Regions from separate parts of the Homo sapiens genome. Here region 2 is linked to region 1. Evidence: read pairs that join two places in POLR2A ChIA-PET (ENCODE). Cell type or tissue: IMR-90. All regions are shown on one strand.

Region 1 (8,000 bases):
CGCTCTCCACAACTGCAGATCCACTGCATTCACTTTTTGAGCAGGTTGTAGATATCCACATTGCAAAAGTTAAGTTTGTGTATGTGAATGTGACCCTTGCAAAACAATTAAAACACATATTTTAGAGTTTTCTTTTTTCCGTAGTAGTGGTGACATCTATGAGCTAAGTTGTAGCAGGACGAGCCGCAGACAAAACCCCTCAGACACTGGGTTAAAGAAGGAAGTGGCTTTTTTCGGCCGGGAGCTTCGGCAGACACGTCTCAAGAACTGAGCTCCCCGAAGAAAGAGTTCCTTGCCCTTTTAAGGGCTTACAACTCTAAGGGGTGCACATGACAGGGTTGTGATAGATTGAGCAAGCATGGGGTACGTGACTAGGTGGGGGTGGTGAGCAAGGCAAGTATTTCTCCATACCATTGTCTGTGATCTATAGATAGCACAAGCGATTAGGGTAGGGGTTAATCTCTCTTTTTTTTTTTTTTGAGACAGAGTCTCGCTCTGTAGCCCAGGCTGGAGTGCAGTGGCGCCATCTCGGCTCACTGCAAGCTCCGCCTCCCGGGTTCACGCCATTCTCCCGCCTCAGCCTCCCAGGTAGCTGGGACTACAGGCGCCTGCCGGGTGGGGGTTAATCTTTAGCCTACAGGCCTGGCCAGTGGCGCTGATCAGTCTGTTATTTTTCAGTTTTTATTTCCTCCTTTCCTTTGGAGACAGGAGACAGTAAGAGAAATGGCCTCCTTCCTTAAAGTCATTCATACTTGTCCAAATACTCCTTTTGATAATATGTGGGAAGCCACTAAAAATGATCCAGCACCTTCTATCACACTTTAACCCTTTATCCCATGCCTTAGATTGGGTTTCCTAGAAGCAGGCCCTTAGATGAGGATTCGTGTGTGATTTATTAGGAAAGCACTCCTGGGAGAAACCAATAAGGGAGTGGGGAAAGCAGGACAGAAAGAGAGCCAAGCGAGTATGGATCTCAGGCTAACCCCACAGAGGGCTGCTTCAGCCTGTGTCTGAAGGGGAGCTCTGAAAGGTAAGTTATGCCTGAGTTGTCCTGACTGGAGGGGAAGGGAGCTGGTCTTTCATAGTTCTGCGCCAACCAGTCCCCTTGGGGGCATTGTGGAATGGGGGAAAGTAAATTCCCAGGCATGTTCTGATGTTGGCCAAGTGGGATCCAGTGTCTTCTGAAAAACAGCCTGGGGTTTGTTGTTGGAAGCAGAAACACACAAATAGGTAAAAGGGGATCTTAAGATACTGGGGAGAAATATTGACAGTGTTTGCAACACTCTATCTGTTCCCCCTACATACATTCTCTACTTCCTGGGCATGTGGTTAGATTGCATGCATTTCCCAGCCTCCTTGCCAAGTGTGGCCATGAAATTATGTTTTCTTGCAGAATGCGGGGGTAGTGATGTGTGCCACCTCTGAATCTAGGGTAGCCTCATCCATTCTGTCTTTCTCCTCCCTGCTGGCTGAAACTCAGGGTGACTCAGCTTATAGTATAGAGCTAATGATAATGATCTTAGGAATGGTAATGCAGCATAATAGAAGTACTGGAGTCCCCAAATGACTTCATAGAGCAGTTTCTTGATGATCCAGAACATTTACCTTGGACTGTTAAGTAAGAGAAACAAACTTCTTTTTCAAACAACTGCATTATTTTTGGGTCTCTATCATAGCAGCCTAGCATTTTTCTAGTTAATACAAGATGTTTTATTCTTATCATAACATTATATGATATTATAGATCAATTTTTATAGTTTTTATTGTTTATTTCTCCTACTAGAATATACACTATGTGGGAGCAAGAGATTTGCCTATCCTTTTCTTGCTGGTACAACAAACTCAATAAGTACTTGTATTGTTCTACCTAACCCTATAATAATTAAAAATAAAACACATTACAATTTAAGAACTTACTGTAATGCCACATTAGAAGTGATATATAACAAATGGAAAGAGTTTAATTAAAATTAACCCAAATGATTAATGAGATAAAATATTGATGTGTTAAAAATGGAGAGGAGATAAATTACATGCTTTTGAAAAAACAAGGCCGAAGGGCACCATGGTAACTGTTTTTGCGTATTGGCAAGGTGATTATAAAGAGGTTGGTGTTCAACCGTTTTCCATGTCTGCAGAGGAAAAACTAGCAGGAAAGAGCTTAAACCGACCTGACAGTAATAGTGATTAAACATTAGAAAAGACTCCAGAGTAATATTGTAGAATCTCCGTCCCTAGTGAATTTTAAGGACAAACCATCTGTCTTAGACATTTCAGGCAGACCCCTTGCAGGAAGAAAGAGGTCTGGATTAAATGACTCCTTAAGCTAGCTCCGTTTCAATTCCAGGAGTCTGTGCCACTATACAGGGGATCTGGCAGTGACATCTTTCACTCCATTGACTAGCCTGACTGTGGCATCTCTTATCAGTACCTTGAGAGAGTTATTTCTCTGGATGAGGCTGGTAGAGAGGAGAGTAGGGAGTAGAAAGACTAACCTCCCAAAATAATGATATTAAAAAGTATATTTTGCACCTAGAACTCTAAGATACTAAGTAATTTCTACATGCTCAACAAACTTTAACTGGAAAAGTCTTAAGACTTTAGTGCATTTAAATTGCTATGTTTTATTTAATAAGATTAACTGCTATAGCAATGATGAAAATACAATAATTTAATGTGAACAGTGATTCTCCTGCCTCAGCCTCCTGAGTAGCTGGGATTACAGGTGCGAGCCACCACACCCAGCTAATTTTTGTATTTTTAGTGGAGGTGGGGTTTCACCATGATGGCCAGGCTGGTCTCAAACTCCTGACCTCAAGTGATCCACCCGTTTCAGCCTCCCAAAGTGTTAGGATTACAGGCATGAACCACCACGTCCAGCCTAAAACTGTTTATTTTAAAATAAAGTTTGTGCATTCTAATAATTAAAATCATTTGAACAAGAAAAATGGCACTCTAATTAAACTTCATTTAAACTGCATTTGAGAACCTGCAGGACACCTTGGGGCAGCTTGGTTTTACTCTAGATTTACCTGTCTTCCTACTCTTCTTCTTCCTTCACCAACATGCAAGTTATTTTCCTTCCTTGACAGCCAGACAAGCAGATGGGAGAGGTAGGTGTGGCCTTCATCGTCAGCAGTTTTCTATTGTTTGATGTGAAAAGGGCAGCAAAGTCCTTTAAAAGTTGATCCAACCTCTTTGCATCTTACAAAATTAACAGCTAAAATAAGTAAAATAAGAAGGCAATTCTCGTTGAATGTACAGTGCATATTGGCGGCGCATGCCTCCGTAAGATTTGTCTGCCTGCTTCTCCTGTTCTATTGTTTCTTCGGAAGGCAGTGGATTTTTCTCTTGCAATTCTGTCTTCTTCTATTTTTGACATCAAATTTCTTGATCTCAGCCATATCAGGTTTGTCAGACATGATATGTCTTGACATATCATGTGTCATATGATCTGTCACAGAGGAAGTGGAGTGAGGCCCAGAGTGAGCAGAATCTAGTTTGTGCAGTGGCCACCACCTAGTTAGAAATTATTTTTAAAAAACCTAAATGAAAATTTTAGACCTAAAAAATAGCATACTCAAAAATTCACTGGATGGGCTCAATAGCAAATTGCAGATGACAGAGGAAGAGTTGATGAACTTGAAGATAGATAATAGATAGCATCTAATCTGAGAAACACATTATAGATTGAAAAATCAATAAGCAAAGCCTCAGGGACCTGTGGGACAATATCAAAAGGCATATATAAATTATATCTCAATAAAACTGTAAAAAAGGGCCAGGCGTGGTGGCTTACGCCTGTAATCCCAGCACTTTGGGAGGCCAAGGCGGGCGGATCATGAGGTCAGGAGTTCGAAACCATCCTGGCTAACACAGTGAAACCCCGTCTCTACTAAAAATATAAAAATTATCCGGGTGTGGTGGCACCCACCTGTAATACCAGCTACTCAGGAGGCTGAGGAAGGAGAATAGTTTGAACCCGGGAGGCGGAGCTTGCAGTGAGCCAAGATCGTGCCACTGCACTCCAGCCTGGGCGACAGAGCGAGACTCCATCTCAAAAAACAAAACCAAAAACAAACAAACAAAAAACTGTAAAAAAGTAGATATTGTAAGATTGTATAAAAAAGGCCTGACTAGATATTGTTTACAAGAAACCCACTTCAAGTATAAAGCTATAGGATAGGCTTAAAGTAAAAGTATGAATAAAGGTATACCACACAATCACTAATCAAAACAATGCTGGAGTAGCTATCTTAATGTTAGGCAAAATAGTCTTTAGAATAAAGAATACTATCAGGAATATAAAGAAACATCACATGATGATAAACAGTGAATTCACCAAGAAGATATAACAATCTTAAATGTGTTTATACCTAACAACAGAGCTTCAAAATACATAAAGCAAAACATGGTAGCAATAAATCCACAATTACATATAAAGACTTTAACATCCGCCTCCTAGTAATTGATAGAAGTTGACAGAATGTTATAAGGATATGAAAGACTGGAACAATACTTTTGAAACCAACTATATTTAATTGACATTTATAGAGTACTCCACCCAACAATATTAGTATGCACATTCTTTTCAAATGTTGTATATGGAACATTTATCTAGAAAGACAATATTCTGGCCAATAAAACAAACTATAACAATGTTTTTTTTTTTTTTTTTTTTTACACAGAGCCTCACCCTGTTGCCCAGACTGGAGTGCAGTGGCACGATCTTGGCTCACTGCAACCTCTGCCTCCTGGGTAGAAGTGATTCTCCTGCCTCAGCCTCCCTAGTAGCTGGGATCACAGGCGCCCACCACCACGCCCAGCTAATTTTTGTATTTTAGTAGAGACAGGGTTTCACCATGTTGGCCAGGCTGGTCTCAAACTCCTGATTCAAGCAATCCACCTGCCTCGGCCTCCCAAAGTGCTGGGCTTACAGGCGTTAGCCACCCCGCTTGGCCCAAATTTCTTTTTTTTTCTGAGTTGGAGTCTCGCTCTGTCACCCAGGCTGGAGTGCAATGGTGCGATCTCAGATCACTGCAACCTCTGCCTCCTGGGTTCAAGCGATTTTCCTGCCTCAACCTCCCGAGTAGCTGGGATTACAGGTGTGTGCCACCACACCTGGCAAATTTTTGTATTTTTAATAGAGATGGGGTTTGGCCATGTTGGCCAGACTGGTCTCGAACTCCTGACCTCAGATGATCTGTGCCCTGGCTTCCCAAAGTGCTGGGATTACAGGCGTGAGCCACCACACCCGGCCACAACAAATTAAAAAAAATAATAATACAAACCGTGACCTCAGATCATCAAATAATTAAATTAGAAATAAACCACAAAAAGATATTTGGAAAATCACCATATATTTGGATATAACACACACAACACAATTTCTAAATACAACATGGGTAAAAGAGAAAGTCACAAGGGAAATTAGAAAACATTTTGATTGAAGGAAAATAAAAATATAACATCAAAATATGGGGATGGAGCTAAAACAGTGATTAGTAAGAAACCTGTAGCATTAATTGCTAAGATTAGAAAATAAGTATGTCTTACATCAGTGACCAAAATTTCCACTTAAGAAATGAGAGAAGAGCAAGTTAAACCCAAAGCAAACAGATAGAAGGAAATGATGAAAAGCAAAAGTCAATGAAATTACAAGTAGAAAAATAATAGAGAAAAATCAATGAAACAAAAAGCTTATTTTTTAAAAAAGATAAACCTTTAGCCAGACTGAGAAAAAGAGAGAGAGAAGCTATAAATCACCAATATCAAACATGAAAGTAGCAGGGCCGGGAGCGGTGGCTCACGCCTGTAATCCTAGCACTTTGGGAGGCTGAGGCAGGCAGATCACTTGAGGTCAGGAGCTCGAGACTAGCCTGGCCAAAATGGTGAAACCCCGACTCTATTAAAATACAAAAATTAGCCGGGTATGGTGGCATGTGCCTGTAGTCCCAGCTGCTCGGGAGGCTGAGGCAGGAGAATCATTTGAACCCAGGAGGCGGAGGCTGCAGTGAGCTGAGATCACACCACTGCTCTCCAGCCTGGGCAACAGAAGGAGATTCTTTCTCAAAAAAAAAAAAGAAAAAAAGAAAAAAGAAAAAAAAAGAAAGTAGGGACGTCATCACTGATCCTTCTGACATGACAGACATTAAAAAGCTAATAAGTGGCTGGGTACAGTGGCTCATGCCTGTAATCCAGCACTTTGGGAGGCTGAGGTGGGCAGATCACCTGCGGTAAGGAGTTCAAGACCAGCCTGGCCAACATGGCGAAACCCCGTCTCTACTAAAAATACAAAAATTAGCTGGGTGTGGTGGCACACACCTGTAGTCCCAGCTACTCGGGAGGATGAGGCAGGAGGATCACTTGAACCTGGGAGGCGGAGGTTGCAGTGAGCTGAGATTGCGCCACTGCACTCCAGCCTGGGCAACAGAGTGAGACCCTGTCTCAAACAAACAAAATAAAAAACAAAACAAACAAACAAAAGCTAATAAAGGAATACTGTGAACAACTTTATGCTAGTAAATTTGACAACTTTGATGAAAGAAATCAATTTCTTGAAATACATAAACTGTTAATGCTCACTCAAGAACTAAATCATCTGAATTATTTTACATTTATTGAAGATTTTGAGTTTGCAGTTAAAAACTTCCCAACAATGAAACTGGTTTTGCTGGTTAGTTCTACCAAACACAAATACCAATACGTCACACTTTCTCTCAGAAAATAGGAGGAGAGAACACTTCCCAACTCATTTACCAAACAAAGACATTCCATAATAAGAAAGGAAACTAGAGAGCAATATTCCCATAAACATGGATGTGAAATCCTTAACAAAATACTAGTAAATTGAATCTAACAATATATAAAAAGAAGAGCATGTCATGACCACATAGAGTTTATTCCAGGAACACAAGGCTTGTTCAAGATTTGAGAGTCAATGTCATTCATTATAGCAACTTAGTAAATAAGAAAAACCACATGATCATCTCAGTAGTTGCAGAGAGAGCATTTGACAAGATTCAAAATCCATTCATGATAAGTATTTTCCACAAACTAGAAAACCTCCTTATCCTGATAAAAAGATCTACATCTAATGTATTACAAGTGAAAGATTGAATGTTTTCTCCCTAAGACTGAGTTTAAGGCAAGGATGTCTGCTTTCACCACTCCTTTTCAACATTATCCTGGAGGTACTAGATAGTGCAGCAAGGCAAGAAACAAGATTTTTAAAAAAATACAGCTTGGAAAGGAAAATATAAAACTCTCTGTTCAGACTATGTGATTTTTATATAAAAAACCCCGAGGAATCTATAAAAAGAGTCCTAGAATGAATTAATCATTTTAGAAAAGTAATATTATAAATAAAAGGTACAAAGATAAACATATTTTTTATTTCTAAATGTTGCCAGTAAATATTTGGGAATCAAAATTTAAAACACAGTATAATTTATAATAGTACCAAAAATGAAATAATTAGCTATAAATTTAAAATGCAAAACTATGCAGGATTTATATGCTGGAAACTACAAAATAATGATAAAGGAAATCAAAGATCTAAATAAATGGATAGAAATACTGTATCCATGGATAGGACAACTCAATATTGCTAATAAGCCAATTTTTCTCGAAGTGATATATAGATCAATGCAACCCCAATAAAAATCCCAGCAAGATAGTTTTCTAGAAATTGAGGTTTATTTAAAAGTTCATATAGAACTAGGTTAGCCAAAACAATTTTTAACAAGAACAAAGTTGGAGGACTCATACTACTTCATTTCAAGACTTACTGCGAAGGTATAGTAGCCAACATGGTGTAGCAAAAGGCAAAAATAGAGAACATGGATCAATGAAAAGAAGAGTGAGTCTATTTCTAGACTCACAAATATACAGCCAATTGATTTTTTTTTTTTCCTGAGATGGAGTCTTGCTTTGTCTCCTAGGCTGGAGTGCAGGGGTGATGATCTCGGCTCACTGCAACCTCCACCTCCCAGGTTCGA
Region 2 (8,000 bases), 1.2 Mb before region 1:
AAAGAGTTTTGTAAAGTATAGAAACATCCTGTAAGGATCAAGTAGCAGCAACAGAAGTAGTAGCAGGAGAACCAAGTAGCAGGGATTACTGGCGTTACTGTGTGTGGCAAGCACTGTTTTAAGAACATATACTGACTGATTTAATTAACACAACTATATTAATTAGTTACCATTATCCCTGTTTTATCTACGATGAGCAACTGAAGCTCACAAAGGTTAAATAATTTGCCCAGATCACTCAGAAAATTGGAGGAGCTAAGATCTGAACCCATGTGGTCTAGTTCAAATTGTGCATCAAAGTGATCTCTGAAATAAGATAAATATTTACTTAACTTGATTATAAATATTTTATGAACATCAATTATTGAATATTTAGCTTGGCAATGGAATATTTAACCATTTTTGTTTTCCTTTGTGTCATTCCCTTTTATCAGGTTGCCCACATTCCCAAATCAGATGCTTTGTACTTTGATGACTGCATGCAGCTTTTGGCGCAGACATTCCCGTTTGTAGATGACAATGAGGTGAGGTATAAAATAACCTGGTTAATAGAAAAACTCCATCATAACTATAAAATAACAATCTATTCTATGTAAGTCCCGTCAATGAATCTCCATTTAAAAGAATAAAAACATTTTTAGGAGGAAATTTTTTAACCAAGGAAATACTCTTGTCAAGGAAACCTTAGCCTATAAATAACTTTACAATTAAGAAAAAAAAAAACCCTTCACACAATACAAAACCAAAACCATTGACTATTGCATAGCCAGAAACATGGACAGCATAACCATGGAAACAAATAACCCATTTGCTGCAAGTATCTAAGAGGTTTGGTGAGTAAAGAGCCAGCTGGGCAATAAACGAAGACTTGTTCAGTTAACAATTTTAATAAATCTGTTTTATCTAGTACCACTGTGCTAGATATTATATAAACTAAATCCTAAAGATTGTACTTACGCATTTTAAAGTTTACTTTCAAATGCTTAAGCTGAAACAGACCAGCAAATTATAAATTTGAGTCAGTGGGGTAGGAAAAAAAGATTTGTTATTTACAAACGGGGTCATGACTGGTTAGTAAGTAGAGAGACACAGAACTGCAGCTGATTCCATTTTGTTTTGTAGTGGTGCCTTAGAGCTTACTCATCCCCTGTTGGTGGAAGACTCATAAATCAATGCCTTATCAATTTTAGGTTTCTTCGGCTACGTTTCAGTCACTTGTTCCTGATATTCCCGGTCACATCGAGAGCCCAGTCTTCATTGCTACTAATCAGGCTCAGTCACCTGAAACTTCTGTTGCTCAGGTAGCCCCTGTTGATTTAGACGGTATGCAACAGGACATTGAGCAAGTTTGGGAGGAGCTATTATCCATTCCTGAGTTACAGGTAACTAAAATAGAATGTAATACTGGAGATTTTTTTTATATTCAGTGCCTTTAGTCATTCTGATTATTTATATACCACCTATTTATAGGAAGGATTGGAGGGTGCTATTAACTTAGTCATGAGTACTGCCCATGCTAGTTAAATTGGTTGGACATCTTGAGGATAGAATGTTATAAACCTGACGTCTGATCTGGGAACTCTGAAAATAATACATAACGCTTAGGCGTAAATATGTATTGGAAATGAGAATTATCTCTGAATTATAGATAATAAATTATAGAGATAAGCCTGAAGATAATGTGGGTAGGGAGTTTATCTAAATTTATCACGTATTATCATGGATTAACTTTGATTTATATAGTATAAACTTCCTTCTCATGCAGTGTCTTAATATTGAAAATGACAAGCTGGTTGAGACTACCATGGTTCCAAGTCCAGAAGCCAAACTGACAGAAGTTGACAATTATCATTTTTACTCATCTATACCCTCAATGGAAAAAGAAGTAGGTAACTGTAGTCCACATTTTCTTAATGCTTTTGAGGATTCCTTCAGCAGCATCCTCTCCACAGAAGACCCCAACCAGTTGACAGTGAACTCATTAAATTCAGATGCCACAGTCAACACAGATTTTGGTGATGAATTTTATTCTGCTTTCATAGCTGAGCCCAGTATCAGCAACAGCATGCCCTCACCTGCTACTTTAAGCCATTCACTCTCTGAACTTCTAAATGGGCCCATTGATGTTTCTGATCTATCACTTTGCAAAGCTTTCAACCAAAACCACCCTGAAAGCACAGCAGAATTCAATGATTCTGACTCCGGCATTTCACTAAACACAAGTCCCAGTGTGGCATCACCAGAACACTCAGTGGAATCTTCCAGCTATGGAGACACACTACTTGGCCTCAGTGATTCTGAAGTGGAAGAGCTAGATAGTGCCCCTGGAAGTGTCAAACAGAATGGTCCTAAAACACCAGTACATTCTTCTGGGGATATGGTACAACCCTTGTCACCATCTCAGGGGCAGAGCACTCACGTGCATGATGCCCAATGTGAGAACACACCAGAGAAAGAATTGCCTGTAAGTCCTGGTCATCGGAAAACCCCATTCACAAAAGACAAACATTCAAGCCGCTTGGAGGCTCATCTCACAAGAGATGAACTTAGGGCAAAAGCTCTCCATATCCCATTCCCTGTAGAAAAAATCATTAACCTCCCTGTTGTTGACTTCAACGAAATGATGTCCAAAGAGCAGTTCAATGAAGCTCAACTTGCATTAATTCGGGATATACGTAGGAGGGGTAAGAATAAAGTGGCTGCTCAGAATTGCAGAAAAAGAAAACTGGAAAATATAGTAGAACTAGAGCAAGATTTAGATCATTTGAAAGATGAAAAAGAAAAATTGCTCAAAGAAAAAGGAGAAAATGACAAAAGCCTTCACCTACTGAAAAAACAACTCAGCACCTTATATCTCGAAGTTTTCAGCATGCTACGTGATGAAGATGGAAAACCTTATTCTCCTAGTGAATACTCCCTGCAGCAAACAAGAGATGGCAATGTTTTCCTTGTTCCCAAAAGTAAGAAGCCAGATGTTAAGAAAAACTAGATTTAGGAGGATTTGACCTTTTCTGAGCTAGTTTTTTTGTACTATTATACTAAAAGCTCCTACTGTGATGTGAAATGCTCATACTTTATAAGTAATTCTATGCAAAATCATAGCCAAAACTAGTATAGAAAATAATACGAAACTTTAAAAAGCATTGGAGTGTCAGTATGTTGAATCAGTAGTTTCACTTTAACTGTAAACAATTTCTTAGGACACCATTTGGGCTAGTTTCTGTGTAAGTGTAAATACTACAAAAACTTATTTATACTGTTCTTATGTCATTTGTTATATTCATAGATTTATATGATGATATGACATCTGGCTAAAAAGAAATTATTGCAAAACTAACCACTATGTACTTTTTTATAAATACTGTATGGACAAAAAATGGCATTTTTTATATTAAATTGTTTAGCTCTGGCAAAAAAAAAAAATTTTAAGAGCTGGTACTAATAAAGGATTATTATGACTGTTAAATTATTTGTTTGGGATTCCTTTGAGTTTATTCACACAGTATTTTCCATAAGATAATCATCCATTTAATTTAGATGTTTTGCATTTTCAGAATGTTTTATTTGAAAATATAAAAATAATTTTATACTACATTTCTAGTACCAGGGTTACAGAGAAATAAAGTATATCAAGAGGATACTTTGCCTCTTCAATAGCAGGTACATCTAAACCCAAGAAAATGTTACACACTGACATGAAAGCACTGATTCATTTATTTCCATCAGTAGACATACGCCCACTATACCCTAGGCAGAGTTTGAAGTAGAAAGGACAAAACCAATATCCCTGCCTGGCCTGGAACTTGCATTCTAGCGAAGGGGAGGTAACAAGCATACTCCACTATGTTAGAAGGAACTGGACGGGGAAAACCAGTAAAAAGCGTCACAACTTAAGGCTGTAAATGGGAAGAGCCTTACTGAAGTGGCAACATTTGAAGGTGTGGGAGAAGCTGTTCTCATAGCCAAGAACACTGCAGACAAGACACAGCAGGTCCAAAGGCTGAACCACATTTGAGAAAAAACAAGGACAATGTGGCTGAAGAAAGGGATGGGGGTGGAATATGACAGAGCCTCGTAAGTCTACGTAAGTGAGGTGGGGCGCTAATGGTGCTGTTCAGGAGTAACACTCAACTGTTTTTTTAAAGTTCCCTCTGGGGTTTGTGACTGCTGGCAGTGGCTGCCTAGCTTTCTGGTAAAGGAGTGTAGTTAGTGGCAGGTGGCTGTACCAATCCAGATGGAGGTGAAAGAAGCTGAGCTGCAGCCACGGTCAGTACAGTGGTGGCAGCTGGACTGGCCATTTCTGCTGCAGGTTTTGCAAGTCAGGAAGCACATATAGCCTGAAGTAAAACAGGATTTTCAAAGTCTACCAAAATCTGCCTTCAGCGGTGGCTATTAGAGAGGTGGGCTTGAACTAAAAAGGACAAAATGGGAAGCAGCAATACTACCTCTAAGCCTTACTGCCATTAAAGGAAAAATAAGAGATGCTCAGTAACAAATATGATCTTAAATCGCCCAAAGAAGGATCTCCTTATATAGCAACCCAAATCAATGAAGCTAAGGATTTACTACGTCAAGCTCAAAAATGAAATCAATGTATGATGAATTTTAGGTTCCTACTACTTTTTATGTGTATGAGTATCAACTTTCTATAAAATGCCTCAGAGCTACAACTTTTAACATTTCCTCTGGCTTGTGTGTTGAGAACAGTATAGAGGGTAAGGATGGGAGTAGAAAACCAATTGAGAGGTTCATGCATTATGATGGCAGCTTGGTCTAGAGTGATAGAAGAGGGGTAGTCAGGGACATTGGATTCTGCCATGTCTCAGAGAACTAAAAGGATTTTCTGGTAGAATGGATGTGAGTCAAGAAGTTTAACATCTTTAAGAATTGAGTTGTCTGAGGATGGAGAAGACTGGATAGAGGGAGACCCACGTGGGAAAATCAGTTCCTTTTTGGACATACCGAGAGATCTATTAGACGTTAACTAGAGTGTACAAAAACAAGTCCCCTCAAAACCCTTTGAAAATCTGCATGCTTTCCAACGAGCCATTCAGTTATCGATTATTTCTTCACCTAAGCAGGTTTCACTTGTTCATATTGTTTTGCCTTTTTAAAGTGAGGAAATGGAGATTCATTAAGTATGTTTAAAATAAGCACTGCATGTGTAACTATTCAGTGAAGACTCCTAGCAACACTGCATGGGCTTGCTGCTAATTCCTAGAATGGCGTTTAGCAACTCACTTTAGCACTTTTTTTTTTTTTTTTTTTTGAGACAGAGTCTCGCTCTGTCACCCAGGCTGGAGTGCATTGGCGCTGTCTCGGCTCACTGCAAGCTCCACCTCCCGGGTTCACGCCATTCTCCTGCCTCCTCTTAAGCATATTTTCTCATCTATAAAGCAGAGTGGTACTCAGTGGGTCACCCCACAAAAAGCACTGCGCCTAGCTCATAGTAAACATTGCATAAATGATGGGTGTTTTGTCAATTTCCTTTGGTCTTGTATTATGCTTTTTGGCTACAAGTGAATCCAGTCAAATTAGCTTACTAGAGAATTTCACTGTTAAAGTTCAGGATTGAAAATGACTTCAAGGACTAATGAATCTAAGGGTTCAAATGTGAAGATTTTTTTTTTTTCTTGAGATGGAGTCCCACTCTGTCACCCACGATGGAGTGCAGTGGCACAATCTTGGCTCACTGCAACCCGCACTTCCCAGGTTCAAGTGATTCTCCTGCCTCAGCCTCCCAAGTAGCTGGGATTACAAGTACCTGCCACCCACCTGGTTAAATTTTTTTTTTTTTTTTTTTTTTTTTTGCATTTTTAGTGGAGACAGGGTTTCACCATGTTGACCAGGGTGGTATGGAACTCCTGACCTCAAGTGATCTGCCTGCCTTGGCCTCCCAAAGTGCTAGGATTACACGGGAGCCACCACACCAAGCCAAGTGTGAAGATTTGGGGTCCTGAATATTTTTCACGTGCTATCAAGGAACTTCCTTCCTCTGATGGTGTGGTGATGGGGAATCTCGGGAGAAGACATCACTTTTCCAAACTCAGAACATAATCCCAGGTCTTGAACAAACTGTCTATTCTTAGACCAAATTGTGAGTGCAGAGATGGTGGCAAGAATCTCAGCAGCAGCTATCTGGAGCACCTAACATTGACTGATATTTGAAGGGGGAAGAGCATTGCTGGGCAGACAAAAACAGACATTCTTTGGTAGTAAACTTCAACGTATTCTGACCAATTCATACGAGGGAACTGGCCATAGAAACTTATGGTACCTAAAAATATTACAGTGAAGAATAAAAAATTATTGTGAGAAATTACAAATTTCAAATAACAAATCTCAACTATGCCATGACTAATAAAACCAAGTGTTCATTTCTCTTGATCTGCATTTGAATTGAGAGCTTTATACCTGACTGTCCTCAAATTTGACTATCAAACTGTAATTGCACAACTTTGTATAAAAACCTTTCTTCTTGCCAAGATTTCCCAAGTTCCTGTTTTTGAGGGGAGCGCTGCTCAAATATGTTTGCCATATCTATATTTGTGACTAAGCCTCAGAATATATACAAGATAATTCTCATTCCAATTTAAAGATGATAGCTACCAGGGCACTTTGTTTTCAGTTGATGCTGTTTTGACACTTGAGAACTTGAAAAAAATTAAAGACTAGAAAACTTCAGGGCCGGGTGTGGTGGCTCACGCCTGTAATCCCAGGTGGGAGGCTGAGGCGGGTGGATCACGAGGTCAGGAGATCGAGACCCTGTTCAACACGGTGAAACCCTGTCTCTACTAAAAATACAAAAAATTAGCCGGGCGTGGTGGCGGGCGCCTGTAGTCCCAACTACTCGGAAAGCTGAGGCAGGAGAATGGCGTGGACCCGGGAGGTGGAGCTTGCAGTAAGCAGAGATCGCGCCACTGCATTCCAGCCTGGGAGACAGAGCGAGACTCCGTCTCAAAAAAACAAAAAACAAAAGAAAACTTCAATCCTATGTTGGGGGGTGGGGGAGAAACGCTTAAGACATTGACATAACTTTTATCACCCATTAAAATTTTAGGTATGCTTCAGGATATCCTTGTAAGACAGTATCCAGCATTACCAAGACACTATCTTTAGGGTCCATAAGACAGGTACTAAGTTCTTTAAGCTATTGAATTTAACCTTCTGATTTACTGAAGGGAGGGAATTATAAATCCATTTTACCAAAAAAAAAGTGTGTGTGTGCATGTGTGGAGGTGGGGGGGAGGAAATCAGGTTAAAAACAGGAGTTCTTAACCTGTATAGATTTTAGGTCTGACAATTTTGATGGGAAGAAAGTTTCTTCATTTTTACTAACACATAACATTTCCTTCAATATTCCAGGCAATGAACCACTGGCATTTCACTGTACTTGTCTTAAAGTACAATTTAAACCACATTATCACTTATACATCACAACTTCAATGTTAGAAATCAGACCCACCATCAGACCTAATTTAGTGTTTCAAGTACATTAAGTCATAAACTTATTATTCTGGTAATTATTTTCATGAAACATTTGAGTAATCTCACTTGTATCTCACACCATGTAAAAAATCAACATTCAAGGGGCCTGCTGGCACACCAATCTGCCAGAGCGCACGGGATTAAAAAGGAACCAAGTAACCTGCCCAAGCTCACAAAACTGCTTTTACATTCTGTATTTACATTTCTTACTGATAAACAAAATCTGACACAAGAATCAGAGTAACAAAAACCTACAAATTAAGTTTTCTTTCAGTACCTATTGAGAGAAATAAGACCACTGACTTCAAATAGACAAACCATCAGAATTCTTTTGATACATATATATGTTTTTTTTTTTTTTTTTTGAGATGGAGTCTTGCTCTGTTGCCCGGCTGGAGTGCAGTGGTGTGATCTTGGCTCACTGCAAGCTCCACCTCCTGAGTTCACGCCATTCTCCTGCCTCAGCCTCCCAAGTAGCTGGGACTACAGGTGCCCACCACCACGCTCAGCTA

What was found. ChIA-PET counts read pairs that join two places held together with the same protein. Peaks named below come from ENCODE experiments on the same cell type or tissue, not always from the same donor. Only the 100,000 strongest peaks of a DNase experiment are listed, where the experiment ranks them.
Region 2: POLR2A ChIA-PET joins it to region 1 with 23 read pairs; 2 of 35 experiments call an interaction of 5 or more read pairs at or near these places.

What each region holds. Positions count from the first base shown.
Region 1 is chr2:176,012,352-176,020,351 of GRCh38, reverse strand. It overlaps the pseudogene LOC107985963. Among named protein-coding and RNA genes, the nearest start is that of LNPK, 14 kb to the right of the region's middle. In IMR-90, no CTCF peak of the experiment used is centred here; no DNase peak of the experiment used is centred here.
Region 2 is chr2:177,225,774-177,233,773 of GRCh38, reverse strand. NFE2L2 (NFE2 like bZIP transcription factor 2) reads left to right here. Exons shown (of 5, transcript NM_006164.5): 3 at 435-524; 4 at 1,191-1,382; 5 at 1,766-3,466. The coding sequence ends at 2,989. It also overlaps the pseudogene DNAJC19P5. Among named protein-coding and RNA genes, the nearest start is that of HNRNPA3, 17 kb to the right of the region's middle. In IMR-90, no CTCF peak of the experiment used is centred here; no DNase peak of the experiment used is centred here; H3K27ac peaks cover 846 bases.